3 separate regions of the Homo sapiens genome follow, and all the other regions are linked to region 3. A link is a contact called in ENCODE Hi-C or POLR2A ChIA-PET data. All regions are on one chromosome and are shown on one strand. Each heading gives the region's core, a stretch centred on a gene start or an enhancer-like site at or near the end of the contact. The rest is flanking DNA. Distances are from core to core; before and after follow the strand shown.

Evidence for each region. Hi-C counts contacts between places; a loop is a spot of excess contacts on that map. ChIA-PET counts read pairs that join two places held with the same protein, here RNA polymerase II (POLR2A). Pooled maps may share reads with other maps.
Region 1: a loop to region 3 is called in a map with no recorded cell type, with 21 times the contacts of the local background. The contact joins the promoter of MRFAP1L1 here to the promoter of WDR1 in region 3. A Hi-C loop is called at or near these places in 2 of 37 single-sample maps with no recorded cell type and 10 of 50 pooled maps.
Region 2: a loop to region 3 is called in a pooled map, with 23 times the contacts of the local background. The contact joins the promoter of KIAA0232 here to the promoter of WDR1 in region 3. A Hi-C loop is called at or near these places in 2 of 37 single-sample maps with no recorded cell type and 13 of 50 pooled maps. POLR2A ChIA-PET finds 5 or more read pairs at or near these places in 1 of 52 experiments (CD4-positive, alpha-beta T cell).

Annotation. Positions count from the first base shown.
Region 1 is chr4:6,708,134-6,712,643 of GRCh38, reverse strand. It overlaps MRFAP1L1 (Morf4 family associated protein 1 like 1), which reads left to right and starts at 2,779. Exons shown (of 2, transcript NM_203462.3): 1 at 2,779-3,413; 2 at 4,001-4,510. The coding sequence starts at 3,015. The coding sequence ends at 3,398. It overlaps LOC105378240 (a long non-coding RNA gene), which reads right to left and starts at 2,709. Exons shown (of 3, transcript XR_001741568.3): 1 at 2,589-2,709. RefSeq lists enhancers at 2,815-3,104, 3,128-4,327.
Region 2 is chr4:6,780,753-6,785,561 of GRCh38, reverse strand. KIAA0232 reads right to left here and starts at 2,835. Exons shown (of 10, transcript NM_014743.3): 1 at 2,721-2,835. RefSeq lists silencers at 1,746-2,515, 2,576-3,455.
Region 3 is chr4:10,114,953-10,119,176 of GRCh38, reverse strand. WDR1 (WD repeat domain 1) reads left to right here and starts at 2,378. Exons shown (of 15, transcript NM_017491.5): 1 at 2,378-2,526; 2 at 2,943-3,064. The coding sequence starts at 2,511. It overlaps LOC124900666 (a long non-coding RNA gene), which reads right to left and starts at 2,088. Exons shown (of 2, transcript XR_007058030.1): 1 at 1-2,088. It also overlaps the pseudogene RNA5SP155. RefSeq lists enhancers at 877-966, 1,047-1,146, 2,917-3,066, 2,717-3,521 and silencers at 2,067-2,186, 2,197-2,606, 2,687-2,836.

The DNA of each region.
Region 1 (4,510 bases), core at 1,530-4,029, 3.4 Mb after region 3:
TTGAGCTCAGGAGTTTGAAACAGTGAGCTATGCTCATTCCACTGCACTTTAGCCTGTGCAAAAGAGCAAGACTTTGTCTACAAGTAAATACACAAAAGATGTATAAGAGGGCCGGGCACGGTGGCTCATGCCTGTAATCCCAGCACTTTGGGAGGCTGTGGCGGGTAGATCACCTGAGGTCAGGAGTTCAAGACCAGCTTGGCCAACATAGTGAAACCCCATCTCTACTAATAATACAAAAATTAGCCAGGCGTGATGACAGGCACCTGTAATCCCAGCTACTCAGGAGGCTGAGGCAGGAGAATCGCTTGAACCCGGGAGGCAGAGGTTTCAGTGAGCAGAGATTGTGTCACTGCACTCCAGCCTGGGCGACAAGAGTGAAACTCAATCTCCAAAAGAAAAAAAAAAAAGGATGCATAAGAGAGACCCCTTGCTCCTTCCATCCTGTGAGGACACAGCAAGAAGGAACGGTTTATGAACCAAAATACTAGCCCTCACCAGACAGAATCTACTAGCACTTTGATCTTGGACTTCCCATCCCCCAGAACTGTGAGAAATAAATTTCTTTTGTAAGCTGCCCACCTTATGGCATTTTGTTAGAGCAGCCTAAATGCACTATGACAGATAATAAATGTTTTAAAGCTGCCAAATTTTGGGTTAACTGGTTATGCAATAATAAACCACTGAAGGAATATGCTACTATTTATTCATTTTATTTATTTATTCTCCTGCTGATGAACATTTGGGTTAACTTTGGGGCTATTATAATAAAGTTGCTGTGAATATTCTCGTATATGTATTTTTATAAACAATTGCACTCAAACTCTCTTGAGTGTATAACAAGGTGTCAGTTTGCTAGAACATAGGATTGGTATATGTTTAATCTTGGTTGATACTGCCAAATAGTTTTCCAAAATTATTGTAACAACTTACATTCCCATTATTATGTGCTGAATATATGTGTCCCCCAATATTTTTTTATGTTGAAGCCCTAACCCCCAGTGTGGCTGTACTTGGAGTAAAGCAGTAAGTAAGGTTAAATAAGGTCATAAAAGTGGGGGCATGATCCTATAGCTTCATGTTCTTATAAGAAGAGACACAAGAGAGCACTCTTTCCTGTACCCCCCAACACTGCATGCACAAAGAAGAGATCATGTGAGGACTGCAGCAGGAAGGTGGTCATCTGCAATTGAGGAAGAGAGCCCTCACCTCCAGAAACCAAATTTGCTGACACCTTAATCGTGGACTTCTGGCCTCCAGAACTGTGAGAAGATAAATGTCTGTTTTTAAGCCAACCAGTCTATAGTATTTTGTTATGGTGTCCAGAGTAGACTAAGACATCCATCAAGAATGTATAAGAGTTCCAGTTGTTCCACATCTTCCCCAACACTTGGTATTGTATTTGAAATTTTAGTCATTCTAGTGGATGTACAGTGCTTCCTCATTGTGGTTTTCATCTGCATTTCCCTGTTGAATCATGACGTTGAACACCTTTTCATATACTTATTAGCCATTTGAATATTCTCTTTTGTTAAGTACCAGCCTACGTCTTTTGCCCATTTAAAAATTTTGTCTTTTCCTTCTTGATCTGTAGGAGTTCTCAATATATTCTGCATATGAGTCCTTTGTCAGTATAACTATTGAAAATATCTTTTTTCACGGTGTCTTGCTCTTTCCCTCTTCATGTTTTTTTGATGAACATCTGCTAGAATGTTGGTGTTTGCAAAACTGTTTCACGCATGTCATCTTACAAATCCCTCTTCCCACTGACAGATATTCAGGCTGGGGCCATTGGTCTTTATCAGACTGGAAAACTGAAGCTCTGATCTGTGGCACTTGTGTTAAGAAGGATGCCCCCTCTACACACACTCATATTACTACTAGTGTGGCACTGGGTGGCTAAGCCTAGCAACAGACTTCCTCCATTCCACAATGGCATTAGGTTAGTGATCAAAATGTACTGACCATCAAAGCCACATTTACTAGGTCCCTGCTGATTTTCAGGTCCTGTGTGTGGAGGGACATAAAGGTGATCAAGACCAGAACCTGTCCCCAAACAGCCTCCAGTCTGGTAGAAGCACTTATGTACTAGAGAAGAATTCCTCTCTCTAAAGCATCCCCTAAGACCCTGCTTGACGCCAGGCTGACAGGAGGGGCGGAGGACAGAACTGAAACAGAAGTAGCCCTTTACCTTGAGGACCTTACAGACTGGCGAAGAGAGACCAAAAACCACCGGCCAGAATCACCCAAGGCAGCGAGAGAATTTCCCCCCAGGACAAAAGTATGAGCCAGGGGTGGGGAGGACAGAAGGACGTGTTCCATTCTAAAACAGTGAGCAGGGACTGTGGACCCACATTGCTCTGGGCTCAAATCACGACTTTTAGCACGGTTTTTACCTCTAGGTTCGTTGTGAGGGCTAAATGAATTCATATAAGTTAATTCAAGCTTGTGCATGCTTAGATAGTAAGCGCTGTGAACGCCAGCCAGTCTTATTCAAATATAGGGAAGGGAGGGTCACTTTTACTTTTAAAAAATAATAAAAGTAAAAGCCCGCTGAAGGGAAGCTTTAGATGAAGACGCGAACAAACCTGCCGCCACCGATCTAAATTAGAGGGCGAGGAGGGGCGCCGGGAAGCAGCTGGTGATGGACGTGCGCGCGCCCGAGGCCCCTTTACGTGCACGCGCCCGCTACCTGGTCTTGCCGAAGGCGTGACCGTAAAGGGGCCCGGCTCTGTCGTGAAAGGGCCGCAAAAAGGCCGAGGGCGAGTTGACGGCTGCGACTCCATTTTGTAGGCCGCTTATTTGTGTGCATCCACGGCGATTCTTCCCGCAGAGTTGTGAAGCGAAAGGCTTACAATTAAAAGGAAGAAAAAAAAATAAAGATAATTCGGGAGTACAATTGACAAAGCGTGTGGGTCGCTCAGCCTCCAGCAGTAACTGCTGATCTCCAGTTCTTGGAGGGTTCCGGTGAGAAGAACGCCCCTACTGCGGTACTGAGGAAGCGGCAGGAGGAGATGCGGCCCCTGGACATAGACGAGGTGGAAGCGCCTGAGGAAGTGGAGGTGCTGGAGCCCGAGGAGGATTTCGAGCAGTTCCTGCTCCCGGTCATCAACGAGATGCGCGAGGACATCGCGTCTCTTATACGCGAGCACGGGCGGGCGTACCTGCGGACCAGGAGCAAGCTGTGGGAGATGGACAATATGCTTATCCAGATCAAAACGCAGGTGGAGGCCTCGGAGGAGAGCGCCCTCAATCACGTGCAGCACCCGAGTGGCGAAGCCGACGAGAGAGTGTCGGAGTTGTGCGAGAAGGCTGAGGAGAAAGCCAAGGAGATTGCGAAGATGGCAGAGATGCTGGTCGAGCTCGTCTGGCGAATAGAGAGAAGCGAGTCTTCTTGAAGGAGGAGATCGGTGGTAAGGTCGGAAACTAGCTGGAGCTTGGATGAAACTCAGTAGTCGCCCTAAGCATGGTTAAACCGCGCCCTGTAAAAAGTTATGTTCTAGGCCTGCATCCCCCATTTTATTGCATCAAAAATTGAGCATTGGGAACAAAGTTGGGGTCAAGAGGAAAGAATGCGTGCTGGTTTTGTTAGGCGTTAGTATACCGTTTTTTTGTGGCCTCTCCCTCCCACGCTGTTAATTAGAGAAAGATAACAGTAACTTCGGTTTTGTTTTTGTGAAACATAAAAGTCAATTCTAATAGGGCAGTCGCCAGAAGTAGACCTGTCTAGGCACTAAGGGAGTTTGGGGAAAGCCAAAGAAGACCTAGGCCATAGAGCACAGTGGAACGCAGGCTGAGAACGCAGGGAAGGAGAAATAAAGAGTAAAGCCAGAGGCCATTACCTGAAATTTCCAGATTGTTCTATGAGACAGGTATGTCAGAGGACCGTGTCTCAAAGAAGTGGCATTCTTCTGGGTGGTTCACATTTATTTTTAACATCAGGATATGGAACTTTGAGAGTCAATGTCTTCATGGTAAATTTCTCCCAATTGTGCTTTAGGTTCACAGCTGAGGACTGTAGTCAACTGGTAAGGATGAACTGACACCTTGAGGAAACTGAAACAGCTTGTCATTTTCTCTGTTTTGTTTTTGTATGTTTTTTACCCCGATGTAACAGTCTCCCTTATGGTCAGTGATTGATGACCTCGATATGGATTTAGATTATCAAATGTGTTTGGTTTTGGAAATATAACTTTTGTCAAAGAAATACTCTCAGAAGAGAAATGGGGCTTAATTAAGTTGTTTTTGTGGTCACGTTTATTCTTGTTACTTCGCTGTGTTTTTGAAATGTTGGGCATGGCCTCGTATTTTGCTGTTACCTTTGTGACCTGATTGTTTTTTGGAACACGTCAAGACGTGGGATCAGAATCTTCCAACTTTAGAGGTGCAATGGAAGACACTACGCTACTTGGTTGAGCCTGGTGAAGAATGTATTAATGAGACTGCTTTGCATAAAACTGGGAAGAAAGAGAAGACAGTTGGAGATGGAAGATGGTTTTGTATATATTTT
Region 2 (4,809 bases), core at 1,586-4,085, 3.3 Mb after region 3:
ACTAGGCGAGTATTTTTAAAGGGTTTGAGTCTTGACGACATTTCACGTCTTCCCTCAAGTGATCATCCCAACTATTCTGTGAAACAGGTGTCATCAATCTTCCCATTCTACAGATGAGGAAATTAGCTCACAAGCCATTAACTGCCAAGTCAAATGCTACAAAAACAAGGACAAAGCGCAGGCTCAGCACTTTTCCACACAATGAAAAATAAAGAACAAGAACAATCTAATTTCTTTTGAAGAGTGCTACCGTACAACATAGCACAGAGTAGGCTAGCTACATTACCCTATATTACCACTGGAAGTGTTAAAAATCCATCTAATCAGCCAGGCGCGGTGGCTCACGCCTGTAATCCCAGCACTTTGGGAGGCTGAGGCAGGCGGATCACGAGGTCAGGAGAGAAAGACCATCCTGGCTAACACGGTGAAGCCCCATCTCTACTAAAAATGCAAAAAATTAGCCGGGGGTGGTGGCATGCACCTGTAGTCCCAGCTACTCGGGAGGTTGAGGCAGGAGACTCGCTTGTACCCGGCGGGCGGAGGTTGCAGTGAGTGAGCCGAGATCGCGGACTCCAGCCTGGGCGGCAGAGCGAGACTCCGTCTCAAAAAAAAAAAAAAAAAAAATTCATCTGATCTTCTTAAATGTTTGCAACTTGCATAACAAGCTAATTATCCTTAGATTTGACTTCTGTTAACGTCATGTTAAAGACCTATACTTTTTCTCCAAAGCAAACAAAAAAGCACCTGCACTTTGAATTCTACTTCCTATGGAAATAAATAAGAATAATATTCTCCCTTCCCTTCAATGTTTAAAAACTGGCATTTCACTGATGTAACGGGCTTACATAAAAACCATTATACCCAAGGAAGCTGTAAACCACTTTTTGAATGATTAAAAATGCATTATTTAGCAAGTACAGCAATTGAATCTGAGTTATAAGATATATTAAGTGAAAGGAGCTTCTATAGATATGCAAAGGCACACTCTCGGAAATAGGTTCTGTCATAAGGAAGCGACATAGAGATCCTGAGACCTATTTAAGAATGGTTCAATCCAAAATAACTGATGGAAGAATATTTGACCTTGAGGATGCAGAGTGATAGAATCCGCTCCTCCTCCCCCCCCGCCCTCACCCGCCTTTAAATTCTAAGTCCACGAAATGGTCAAAGTGTTCTGGAACGGGTCTTATTTTGCATAGGAAGAATCTAGCTTGGGCATTTTACCGCACAGTTTTATCCACAGCATCGCCTATTACCAAAACTGCTTGTCCCTACCCCCTCACGAGCTTTCTAACAGTTTTTAAAACAAGACCCAGAAATGTAAAATCCCTTCTTAGGAACTTGAACAGTAAGTCAAAGTATCCAACCCAGGTAATTATTAGCAAGAACTACATTTATATAATTTTTTCCAAAGAATCTCGCATGCCTCCTCTCCGCTGAATCTCCCTCCTGTTTTTAACTGGGTTAAATCTTTATAGCTTGCCTATAGAGGACAAAAACGGAAAGGTGGCAAAAAAGAAATCAAGACAGTTCTGCCATGATTTAGGGGTCTGTACCAAGAGTTCGGCAGGTCCTGTCACCTGCGCACCACAAGACGCAAGCTGAATTCTAGGGCAAGACGAAGCATTCCAACACGACACACACTGGTTTCTCCAGCGGGAAGAAGCAGAGAGCTCTAGAAATGCCGGCTGCAGACGCGTATTGTTGGAAAGGAGCCGGATCAGGCCCCGCAGCAACTCGGGGCGCCCTCGCGACAGGGTTTGCCGCGCAGCGCACGGATGACTGTGGGCCTGTCACTCCTAGCTCCAGCTGTAACCTTCGCCAAACCTTGCGCCGCACCGGCCCCGCCCGCCAGGCCCGCCCCCCGCGCCGCGCCCCGCGCCATAGGCCGGCGCGCCAGTCGCTCAGCCGGCCTCCCGGCCCCGCCCGCCTGCGGCCCTCCTCCCCCGCCCGGCGGTTTTCCCTTCCCGGGGCCCCAAAAGGACAATGCTGGAGGGGAGGGGAACGGAGGGAACGCGAGCGAGCGGCCCAGGCTGCCGGCCTGACCCCGCTGCCGGGGACGCCGGGCGCCTCCCACCGGCCGAAGCCTTCCTCCCGCGCCCACTTTCGGGGCTCTACGTCCTATCAAGTCTAAGCACCCCCGCCTCGTCTCCCCTAGAAGAGCCGCCCCGGCGCGGCGACACCTGCCCCAGGCAGGAGGCAGCCAACGGCAACCCATTGTGCGGACTCATCGTCCACAGCCCACCCGGGCGCAAGAGCCGCAAGCTGGTGTCCCGGCGTCCTGGGGTCGGGGCGGGGGTCCCAGGGCCCACAGCTCACCCGCACGCCCGGGCACCACCAGGATCGGGGCCGGTCAGGCCTCCCTCGGCTGGCCCCGGAGCCATCAACAGCGGCCCGGTCTCCCTTAGGCTGGCCCCGGAGCCATCAGCGGCGGCCCGGCCTCCCTCAGGCTGGCCCCGGAGCCCCCGGCGGCGGCCCGGTCTCCCTCAGGCTGGCCCCGGAGCCCTCGGCGGCGGCTCGGCCTCCCTTAGGCTGGCCCCAGAGCCCACGGCGGCGGCCCTGTCTCCCTTGGGCTGACCCCGAAGCCTTCGGCTGCGGCCCGGCCTCCCTCGGGCTGGCCCCGGAGCCCCACGGCGGCGAGCGTCCGGCCTCCCCGGCCCGCGCCCACCCGGCCGAGGGGCTGCTCCGCGCCCTCCCTCCCCGCCGCCTGCCCGCAGTACCTGCCGAGGCTGCCGGGCGGCGCGGCGGCCGGCGGGGGCGCCTCTCCTCTGGCTCCGAGGGGCTGCGGGCGGCTGCCGAGCGCCGGGCGGCCCTGGCCTGCGCCTTACGTAAAGCGGCGGCGGCGGCCCCAGCGCCACTCCGCGGAGGGCGGGAGGCGGCGCGCCGGGAGCCGCTCCGCTCCGTTACCCGGCAACTGGCCTCAGCGCCCCGCCAACCAGGGGCGCGCTCCATATCCTTCCGCCCGGGTGCCGGGATTACATCAGCGCCGGCCGGTCCCCGCCCCTGCCCCTCCCTCCGGCTGGGCTGCGGGCGCGCGCGGGCGGTGGGCCGCGGGCTGACGGCGCGAGGGGACAGGCCGGGGCTGGTGCCTGGCGGGTGGGGGTCTAGGGCCCGGGACGCGCCGTGCAGCTTGGCCGGGGCGGCGGAAGCCGCTGGGAGGTGAGAGGGCAAGCAGTAGAGAGGGCAGGCAGGAAGCGGGAGCCCCCCAGCGTGCTGGGCGTCGGAGAGGAGACGTCTCCCGCGGAGGGGCACGTGGGACTGCCCTCGGCAGAAGCCCCCGAACTCTGCCGCCGCGCCCCGCCCCCGGCCCGCGCTGGGGAAGTGGGGCTCGGCGTGCACGGCCCCGCCCGCGGCCCGGTGCAGCCCCCGCCTTCCCGGGCTCGCGCGCCACCTGTCCGCGCCCCCTCCTCGCCGCGTCCTGGGATGGCTGGAGTAGGCGGCTTAAAATAAAGACTTTAATTTTTTGTTGTTGTTGTTAAGGAACCCAGAAGACAAGCTAAAGAAATGTGACATGGCTCTTTTTTTATTAACTAGGCAAAAATAAATTCTGGAAGCTTCGAAAGTGGAAACCAAAAATGTGCATTAACCTTTTAATCAAAGTGTCTTCACAGCCACCTACCTTCCCTAAATGTGACTCCTAGGCCTGTTCTAAAAAAGCAAATAAGTATCATGGACCTGGAAAAGGAAGGGAGATTACTTAGAAGAAAGAGGTCCAATGGGAGGAGTGACTTACCTGGGGTCATTTGTTCATTTATGCAGCACCCACTAGGTGCCAGGCACTATGCTTTTCTGTTCAGAACCTGTTGGAGAATTTCCTGCACCAGCTCACGGGCTTGTGGGAGAAGCAGATGCTGAAACACTGGAGAGGGGTCATCTGCTGAGTTGGCTAGATGCTCCATGCATCCATGGAAGGACAAACCGAGGAACTGTCGCTTACGTACTATCTACAGAGTGTTTTTTCTGCGAACATATCTTTTTGTTCTTTACAAAAATCGTGGGACAAATCTTTGTCATCCGCATTTAACTGGTGAGGAAGCTGAGGCTGAAAGAAAGTGATTTCACCCAAGCCTGGCTGCTACCGAGTGGACAGGGCCTTCTGACCTTGCTAAACCACCTCTTGCAGGAGACAGAATGTGAACCCAGGCTCCTGGCTCTGAAATATGGGGTTTCGTTTCCTTTACACTACTGTCTCCCTTAACCAGTTTGCTTCTAATTGTATTCTCTGAGCATTCGCTCAGGTGAATGTATATCGTCATAAATCACACGTTCATTCAGTCAGTTTCTTCTGAGTGCTTGTTGTGGACCTGGCTCAGTGCCGGGAACGCACAGTCCCTGTGCTCCTGGAACTCAAACTCTAAAAACAGTGTCGAGAATGGAAAGGGTATGGGAAATCCAGGGCCACTTGGGAGTAGAGGAGGGGAGAGTAGCAGAGCTTCAGAGCCTAGTTCACAGGTGCCTCCAGGCTCCAGGATTTCACAGACCAAAGTATGGGGGATTTGCAAAGGATGGTCAGCTTTTGATTTTTGCTACATTGGTGACATATCTGTCATCTACATCATATTTTACAAAAGAGTATTAACAGCAAAATTTTTTGAAAAGTAATAACAGTATATCTCAGTTCTGAAGAAAGGAAACACGGTTGGCACCTGTATAGTGACACACACACACACACACACACACACAGAGTTTATTGACCTTTTTTTTTATTACTTTGCCACAGACCAGTTTTTATACTAGTTCTACCATGAACTAGTAGAACCTGAAGACTTCTTGGAAGAAGAGGTTTTTAAGTAGGAATTATCTTGTATT
Region 3 (4,224 bases), core at 1,129-3,628:
GCAGAGCTACTTTCATATCCGTTATTTCCTGATTAACAGTTGTGGGTGGGGAGTGGGGTCATCCCTAGGAGCATCTTCCAGGTGTCAGGGTTATTCCTGAGAGTTAAAGTTAGGGAACGCGGGAATGAGAAGCAGTGTTTGCAAGGGGTTGAAGTTGCAATTTAAAATGAGACCGGTGACACTCATCAACTAACATTTGAGCAATTAAGTACTTCTGAAGGACACAGGAGTCAGCCAAGTAGATCTCAGGTAAGAGTTTCAGGAAAACACCCTCCGAAGCCAGTACCCAAGGCAAAGATGATACAGATGAGGGGAGGCGGACAACGGAGTCTAAGTGACCCGGAGACTGTCATCCAGGACCCTAATGGGCCGTTTTCAAGACTAGCTTTTACTTCATGAAACTTGGAGCCCCTACAGACAAGCTGAGGAATATTTTACTTCGGATGGATCACTCAGCTACCTGGAGAACACACAAGGTTAGGAAGAATAGGAGACAGGCAACATGGCCACTAACCCAGGTGAGCCACGAGAGACTGCTCTACAGAAGTAGGTAGCAAGAGACTAACCTTGATACAACCTTAAGCAGAACAGACCTTTCAGAGAAGCAGGAACCGCTCACAGCGTGGGTTTCAGAGTTTTTAGCTACCCGCAAGTACTTTGGTTTCTCCCACTTTTACCACCCTCCTAGCCCCCAGAGCCCCAATGGAAAACTTGTACCCACGCTACTGAAAGACGAGACTAGAAGCTTGGACACTTCACATTCCCTGCTCTCCCTTCCACAATTGAGCCACTGCCCTGGTTTTAGAAGTGGGGCTTGTTTTGCTCTGAAGTAACCCTTAACGTCCTTAGAAGTAGCAGCTCCCCTACCCCTCTCCCCACGCCTTTGCCTTTTAAAAACCTTAACTTTTGAGAGAGAGAAACAGCACAAGTTCAGGCCCAGCAGAGTAACCCCTACGTTGTTGCCAGCAACTACTTCAAGGGCAGTTAACCGTGCTTAAAGACGCCAAAAGCATCCATCTCCCGCTTACAACAACATTTAGCTACCCCCCACCCACGTACTTTGCTTTCTCCCACTTTTACAACCCTCCCACCCCCAGAGCCCCGAGGGAAAGCTTGTACCCATTCTACTGAAAGATGAGACTAGAAACTTGTACACTTCACAGCGCCTGCTCTCCAGCTGAGCCACTACCCGGGTTTTACAAGTGGGGCTTGTTTTGCTTTCTTAGGAAATAACCTTTAACTTCCTTAAAAGCAGCAGCGCCCCCACCCCCACTTTTGCCTTTCAAAAGCTAAACTTTTGAGAAAAAGCACGAGTTCAGGCCTAACAAAGAGTAACCCTTACGTTCTTGTTGCCAGTAACTACTTCAAGAAAAAGCACTTAACCGTGCTTAGAGAAAGACGCCAACAGCATTCCTCTTCCACTTACAACAACATTCAGCTACCCGCCCGCACCCCGCCAAATACTTTGCTTTCTCCCACTTTTACAACCCTCCCAGCCCCCAGAGCCCCAAGGGGAAAGCTTGTACCCATCCTACTGAAAGATGAGACTAGAAACTTGGACACTTTACAGCCCCTGCTCTCCCGCCACAACTGAGCCACTACCCTGGTTTTAGGAGTGAGACTTGTTTTGTTTAGGAAATAACCTTTAACTTCCTTAAGACCGACAGCTCCCCCATCCCCCACGCCTTTTTTGCCTTTCAAAAGCTCAACTTTTGAGAGAAAAAGCACGAGTTCAGGCCCAACAAAGAGTAACCCCTACGTTCTTGTTGCCAGCAACTACTTCAAGCAAGGGCACTTAACCGTACTTTAAGAAGACGTAAAAAGCATCCCTCTCCTGCTTACAAAACCCGAGCAGGAGGACTGGCGGCTGGGCAACGCCCGGGACCGGTCAAAAAGGAGAGGCCGGGGAGCGCCCGCCACGCAACGCGGTCACAGGTACAGAGAGGTTTTTCCAGACCCCCACCAAAGCCCGCCAGTACTTTCAGCGTCTTTAAGACCCCCCCGCAAATAAACTTCCTACAGCCCAGCTTCTCCTACAAGCTAGCAACAGAAAGGCACCCACCCCCCGACTCCCAGAAGCATTCTGACGCGGCTGCTTGTCTGCGCCGCCTTTTCAAGGGCCCGCGGGGCGTGCTATACGTCACTTCCGGGGCGGGGCGAGCAAGGCGGAGGCGGGGCCGGGGCCGGCGGGGGAGGGGAGCGCCAGGTCCGCGCAGGCTCGCCGGGACCGCAGCCGCCGAGCCGAGCGCTTGACTATATATGGTCAAAGCTGGGGGCGAGCCGCGCGCGGGACCGCGCTTCCGGGTTCGGGGCGTCCGCAACCACAGCGCGCAGGGCAGGCGCGAGCTGGCCTCTGAGCCCCGGCCTCGGACCGCCCACTCCACTCCCGGCACGCCCGGTGCCGCCTTCCGGCTCCAGTCCCCGGGCTCGGCCTCGGCGAGGTGTAATTCGCAGCGCGGGCCGGCCCCGGAGGCTCTCGGCGAGCGCGGCGCGGTAACAAGTGGGCGAGGATGCCGTACGAGATCAGTAAGTGCCGCGGCGCGGGGCCCCCGAGCGGCCGCCGCGCTGCCCCGGCCCCGGTCCCCGGCCCCTAGGCGCCGTGCGGGTGGCGGGGGAGTCCTCGGCGCGGGGGAGGGGTGCGGGCGCCGGCCGGAGGCGTGGCGGGGCCGCCCTCGGTGGTGCAGGGCGGGACCCCCGACGGGGGGTGCGCCCCCAAGTTGGCGCCGTGGGCCGAGCCGGAGGAGCCCCGCTGCCCCCAAGGGCCTGGCCCGGGGCGCGGACCAGGAAGTCGCGCGGTTCCTGGCGCTCGTGGAAAGTGGAGGCCGCCCTCCCGGCGCAGTCAACAGGTGACCGGCCGAGACCGGTCCGGGGCTCCTTCTCCCTTCTGTCCCCGCCGTCCCCGCCCTGCCCTGACATGCCCCGCCGCATTTGTGTCTCCGCAGAGAAGGTGTTCGCCAGCCTCCCGCAGGTGGAGAGGGGCGTCTCCAAGATCATCGGCGGCGACCCTAAGGGCAACAATTTTCTGTACACCAATGGAAAGTGCGTCATCCTAAGGAACATCGACGTGAGTACCCCCTACCCCGGGCGCGGTTCTGCTCCGGAGCCACCTTGGGATGGGATAATTCGCCTTCCTCTCCACTTCTCACCTCCTGCCCATTGGCCCGGGGAGGGTGAGGGCGCCACGCCCCCTCTACCGGGAGCCACACCTCGGAGCCCCGGAAGCCGGCCTCAGATTCACCCAGGTCCTTGTCTGCTCCTTCTTGATGAGGAAACTGAGTCTTAGTTCGTTTCTGTCTACGGTCATAGCACCCTGAAAGCGCCGGATCGCCTCTGATCTTGGAAGCTAAGCACGGTCAGGCCTGGTTAGTACGTGGATGGGAGATTAGATTAGTTCATTCCTTAAAAGCAAGGGCTCCGGATTTGAGGGATCAGACTGACCCGGTCGGCCGCTGCGTGACCTTGAGAAGATTGGCGATTTGGGCATCTCTGAGCCCCAGTTTTCTCGTCTGTAAAACAGATGATGAGATGATGACCACTCTCGCTTCGCCTGCTGGCTGGGCAGATGGAATGAATGAGCTGCTGGCGTCCCTCAAGCCCAGCGGTGCCTGGTGCACTTTGAGCCCTTGCTGAATGGAATGGCACTCAGCTAACTCGCTGTTAATACCCTGGTCTTCCAGTATGGCAGAGCCCGGAAAAACACCCGGGCCTCTGGGCCAGCCAGATCTGCCACCATGGATCTAAGCCCCAAAGCAAAAACAGGAAGCAGTGTTTTCCCATGAATCATTCTCTGCAAGCCTCCGGTACCCAGGCTGAAAAGGCTTCTAGAGCCAGCTCCTTGGGAAATCCTTGCAAATTCATGTTATTCCTCTGTAATTGTTGGGGTGACCCAGTCTGTCAGTCTCCCTCCCTTCCTGGGTTACACGCTTAAATTTTGCTTTTCCCTTCCTCAGCCTGAGTGATGGAATTGGTGGGGTGGGAGTTGGAGGTGCCGGCCCGGCCATTGGGTGATTTCTCCTGTGCTGTGCTTAGTGGGGGCGGCTGGCACAAAGATGTATGTTTTGATTGATGCCATAGGCATACAAGGGTTGTCAACTTAAAGTCAGCCTGATTTCCCTTGGTAGGTTGGGACTGTTGATCGGACACACTTGCCCTCCAGGAGGCCAGCAACTGGCTGAGGGAATGAAGGGGTCTCTGGGTCTCAGTTTCCTTCTCTGTGAAAGGAGA